2 separate regions of the Homo sapiens genome follow, and region 1 is linked to region 2. A link is a loop called in an ENCODE intact Hi-C map of the cell type or tissue named here. Cell type or tissue: CD14-positive monocyte. All regions are shown on one strand.

The links. Peaks named below come from ENCODE experiments on the same cell type or tissue, not always from the same donor. Only the 100,000 strongest peaks of a DNase experiment are listed, where the experiment ranks them.
Region 1: it touches region 2 in a loop (2.3-fold over the local background); 22 of 110 quality-filtered maps call a loop at or near these places.

The regions. Positions count from the first base shown.
Region 1 is chr15:90,817,406-90,819,905 of GRCh38, reverse strand. No RefSeq gene overlaps it. Among named protein-coding and RNA genes, the nearest start is that of FURIN, 50 kb to the left of the region's middle. RefSeq lists an enhancer at 1,844-2,500. In CD14-positive monocyte, CTCF peaks have their summits at 856 and 1,055 (motif pointing left); DNase peaks (open chromatin) are centred at 1,085 and 1,495; H3K4me3 peaks cover 900 bases; H3K27ac peaks cover 734 bases.
Region 2 is chr15:90,875,949-90,878,448 of GRCh38, reverse strand. FURIN (furin, paired basic amino acid cleaving enzyme) reads right to left here. Exons shown (of 16, transcript NM_002569.4): 3 at 2,096-2,194; 4 at 1,892-1,987; 5 at 1,425-1,553; 6 at 1,238-1,314; 7 at 834-922; 8 at 145-317. Among named protein-coding and RNA genes, the nearest start is that of FES, 7.3 kb to the left of the region's middle. In CD14-positive monocyte, no CTCF peak of the experiment used is centred here; no DNase peak of the experiment used is centred here.

The sequences.
Region 1 (2,500 bases), 59 kb after region 2:
GGGGCCACCCCTCTCTGAGCCCGAGCAGGGCTCTGGGCAGAAGTCCAGGAGTCTCTCAGTGTCTCTGATGTCCTTCCTTCTAGGCGGGGGTTTCAGATCTGGTAGTGGTGGCTCTTCAGACCCTTACTCCGCATCAGCAGTTCCCGGGGCACCATTGCCACCTCCCACCCCAAGAGTCCCTGCTCCAGGTTCTATCCTACCAAGGAAAGTCTTCCCTACAGGAAGCAGGGACCTGAGCTCTCTGCTCCACTCCTGGCCCAGGCATAGTGCCAGGGCCTGACCTTCATGGGGCCTTGTGGCTCCTGGCAGGGACTGAGTAGATGGGGCCAGGACAGGCAGATGCCTGTGGCCTGTGTGTGTGACAGGCCCTGTGTGTGGGACCCATGGGGACAGACAGGCTCTCTGGGGTGAACTCCCACATCCTGAATAGATCTGAGCCTAGAGACCATCAGAGTGCCATCCTGGCACCTTCCCAGGCGTCACCGAACCCTCTGTGGGGCCGTGGATCCCGGCACCTTCCCAGGCGTCACCGAACCCTCTGTGGGGCCGTGGAACCCGGCACCTTCCCAGGCGTCACCGAACCCTCTGTGGGGCCGTGGATCCCGGCACCTTCCCAGGCGTCACCGAACCCTCTGTGGGGCCGTGGAACCCGGCACCTTCCCAGGCGTCACCGAACCCTCTGTGGGGCCGTGGAACCACACAGTTGAGGTGTGGCGATGCCAAAACCTCGACCTTGACCTTGGCTAGCTGCAGGGACAGCCTCAGGCCTGTGCGGGGACGCCTCACCATGGCTGGGGCTTTCTGGACTCTACTTCGGGCTTCTGTCTACCTTCTTGTCCTGTCCTTCTTCCCAGTGGTGACCCTGTGGGGCAGGGTACACAGCCCACCCCAACCAGGGAGGGTTTTCTCCCTTCCTCCTTCGTCTCCTGCCAACAGGGAGCGTGGGCCAGCCGAGAAGCCTTTCCGAGAAGCAGAGTGAGTGCGTTTTGGAAAGCAGGAGCCTACTGCATGCCGAGGGGCTTGTCCCCGAAGTCCTGGGTCTGCCCTGCACAGCTGCAGAGTTGAGCCCCTGCCTCCTAGTGGTTGCTGCACTCATGAACTGGAGCACCTAGCAGGGTCTGGGCCAGGCTCGGGGCCCCTGGGTGCGCCCCACCAGCTGGCTTCTCTGAGCCCTGGCTTTGAGGACACACGGGGCTGTGCCAGCTGCACGGAGGGAGAAGTGGCTGCTGGAGCCCCTGGGGATTCCTCCCCAGCTGCCACAGAAGACCCATCGCCCATTGTCTCTGCCCAGAGGCCTCTGCCAGCGGCGGGTCCCAGGCTGGGGGAGGTTGACAGCTGCTGCCTGCTGCTCCCCACCCAGGCAGCAGCTCCCAGCCAGAGAAAGAGCCGGGCTGGGACTCTGGGAGCCTCCAAAGGACAGGGTGGGCCTCGGGGCCTCAGAGCAGTTCCAGACGGCTGCAGGAGTGGGAGAAGCAGCAGTTTCTCAAGAAGAGCGAGAAGGCTTGGACCACAGCCTCCGCTTCCTCTTCTGGAGAAAAGCCACAGCTCAGCGATGCTGGCTGATAATTCTGCAGCCTCTGTCCCTGGAGCCTGCAGCAGAGGCTGGGAGTTTCGAACAGGTGACAGCAGGTGGCCCCTGAGGCTCTGGGTGGAAAGCGGGGTTGGGAGAAGAGGTTGGATAGTTCAGGGAAAGAGCTCAGATTCTTGATGCCACTGAACTTGTTGTCTGAACTGGAGCACTTTTGAGAATGAAAATAAACTGTGTTAATTATCACACCAGGACAATGGATGTAAACTGGGACTCCAGGGCAAATCGAGATGTGTGTTACCCTACTTACTACCACCTCCCAGCTGCGTGGATTTGGGCAAGTTACATAACCTCTCTGAATTCTGGTTTCTGCATAAAAAAGGCCAACATCATGTGCCTGCCTCCCAGGGCTGCGGGAGGGATGGAAGAAGTGAATTACCTGAGTTCCCAAAACAGCCCTTGGCATGGAGCCGGTGGGGTGAGGGGCTCTCCGTGCTTGTTCTTTTCCTCTGAGAGTAGTGGGTTCTCTGTCCCTGGAGGTGAGCAAGGGCCTGCCTGCCAGCGTTCTGTAGTGTGAGGGCCTCAGCAGGGCATATGTGCAGCTACAGAGCCAGATTCCAATCCTGCCTGTGCCCTCCAGAAGGATGGCAAGTGAGTGTGGGAGAGTCAGGCCTTCGTGTACCTAGGGGAGGATGGGCCCGTGATGGGTCCCAGGCTGGCACTCCTTGGTGGACTTGTGCCCTCTCCTATCCCAGGTGGTGGCGATTTGTGCCATGGAGGGCCACCAGCAGGGCCCAGCCCAGAGCAGCTTTGCTGTATCATGGACCGGTCTTTGGCTTCAAAGCCTTGGCATCAGTTCAGGGAAAGTTTGCCTGCTCCTGCCCTCCTGGGGTTGCGCTGGGCGAATGCAGAGCTTCCCTGGGGGTCTGAGAGGACTGGAAGATGAGCTGGAGGAAGGAGGCCGCTTGCATT
Region 2 (2,500 bases):
CTTCTTCTGTCCCTTAATGTTTCAATAAACATGCTTTGTGTAAAGTTAAACATGAGAATAAATAAAACAAACCAAAAAACACAAGATAGGTACGGAAGACAGCACCCAACCTGCCCGCAGGGGCTGGACAGATCCCCACCTCACCTGGCTAACCCCACGGAAGAAGGCCTCCTCGGCGAGGCGGGCTGGCCCATCCACTGTCTTGCCGTCATCCTCGGGGCCCCAGCTGGCACTGTAGATGTGGATGTGGTTGGGGTTCAGGCCCAGCGAGCGTGCCTCCACTGCATCTGTCACCTCGCCATCCAGCATGCGCACCCCTGGCCGTGAAGGGGGGGCACGAAGAGGGATGCTGCATGGGTCCAGCTGTCAGGGCCCCCACCCCAAGGAGCACACCCAGCCCTGCACCCCAGGGGATGAGTAAGGGAAGGGTGGAGGCTGATGCTGAGAAACCCTGAACCCCCAACTACCTGTTTGCCTCTGCCTTTCAAAGACAAGACCCAGAGAAGGAAAAAGAGAACACCTCCTGCCCCCAACCACACATTCAGGACTAGAAAGAGTCTCTGGTTCCCAAAAGAGCCTGGTGATCAAGGATCTGCCACGTGAGGACTCACAGTGGGTCGTGAGGATTTCAGGAGACTCCTGCTAGGAAACCCTCACTCCACAGGGGTCCAGCTCTTTCAGTCTTTGACCCTTTGGGAACCCTCCATGGAACAGCCACGTGATCAAAGGATCCACAGTGGGAAAGTGGCAGGCATTGGCCAGATGGGAAGTGGGCGGGAAAAATTCCACTGAAGGGCCCTCCTGAAGACAGGGTGGCCCAGGCCCACACTCACCTCCAATGCGGGCGTTGTAGGCCACACCTACACCACAGACACCGTTGTTGGCCACCGCAGCCACTTCCCCCGCACACCGTGTGCCGTGCCTGCCAGGGCCAAGCACGTAGCATGAGTAGAACAAATGGGGTGAACAGGGCCCGGCAGATGTGGCCTGAGGAGCACGAGGGATCCGCACATCCGACACCCATCATCCCCTGAGTACCCAGCCCCCATCTCCCACACTCCACTGGGCCTGTGGCCATCTCCACTCTGACCGAGCCCTCCCTCAGAGCCCCAGGTGGGCCAGGACTGTGGGAAAAGCCTCAGCCTTTTAGGCAAGGCACATCTCACCCAGGCTCAGCCCTGTTCCTTAGTGGAAGAAAGGAGAAGGGAGGCAGAGACCGGGGCCTGCCACTTCTTACCTGTTGTCATTCATCTGTGTGTACCGAGGCTGGGGGTCAGGGTCCTGGTCATTGACATCAAAACTGGCCCCAGGATCCTAAGAAGGATTTGGCCACCATCAGGAGAAGGCTGACCTCACTGATAGAACAAGACAGCCTCTAGACACACCTCAGCAGGGATCACGGCCTCCCTCCCCGACTTCCTCACATAATTGCCTGCCAAGTCCGGGTGGTTCTTCTCGATGCCATCGTCCAGAATGGAGACCACAATGCCGTGCCCTGTGTAGCCCTGCGCCCAGGCCGCCTTCACATTCAGGTCCCGCTGAGTGACACCAGACTGTGGAGACACCCACCCCATCACTTATGAGACATGATTGGTTTTGTGAGGCTAGGAGCATCTTGAAGAATCCCTTTGCCCCCGTAAAACCTCCTCCTGTACCATCCCTGCTCCTGAAAGGCCGCCACTGGCTGTCTGGACTCCATGGGAATGTAGAGGACTCTGGGAGGGCCACCCCCAGGCTTGCTTATTAGGATGGGCCAAGGAGAGACTGCCCAGCAGGAGGAAAGGAAACGAATCAGAGGAGGCCTCGAAGACAGCCTCCTCCATCCAAGAGCTCATAGTGGGTGGATGGTGCATCTGGGGAGGAGGTCCCAGCAGCGAAGAAGGCCACGTACCAGGTACCACTGCTGAGGAAACTTGGGGTCTGTGGGCTCCTGGTACACGTCCCGTTTAGTCCGTCGCTTTGCCACCTGCTGTTCCAGCCACTGTACCTGTGGGGGAGTGAGGGAGAGATGGTGTGGGTGGAGCAGGAGGCGAGAGGGGCTCCTGAGAGCAGGAGGGGGAGGGTGGCAGCAGGAGGGGGCTGGGGCCACACTCACTTGAGGCTCCCTCTGCAGCCGGCTGTGCCGCGGGCGGTGAGGCGACAGGGACCGCTTCGTCACTCCTCGATGCCAGAAGTGGTAATAGTCCCCGAAGATCTGCAATAGAGCAGGGAGACTGAGCTGGGCTTTCCATCTGTCAGTCCCCGGGAGGCGGGGGACGGGGGTGGACAACGGCTTCATGGGAGGCTCGCCACGGTCGGGGGTGCGGGGCATCTGCTCCCTGTCCGGGACCCAGCAAAATGCGGGGACCATGAGGACTCACTCTCACTGGGATATGCTGCTTGCCTGAACCACCTGTGCTTTGCTCATGGCCACCCAGAACATGCCGGCTACCCAGATGCCCCTGAGCAAACAAGGCCAACAGCTCCTGCTCCCAGAATCCCTGTCTTCTCTGGTCCCACC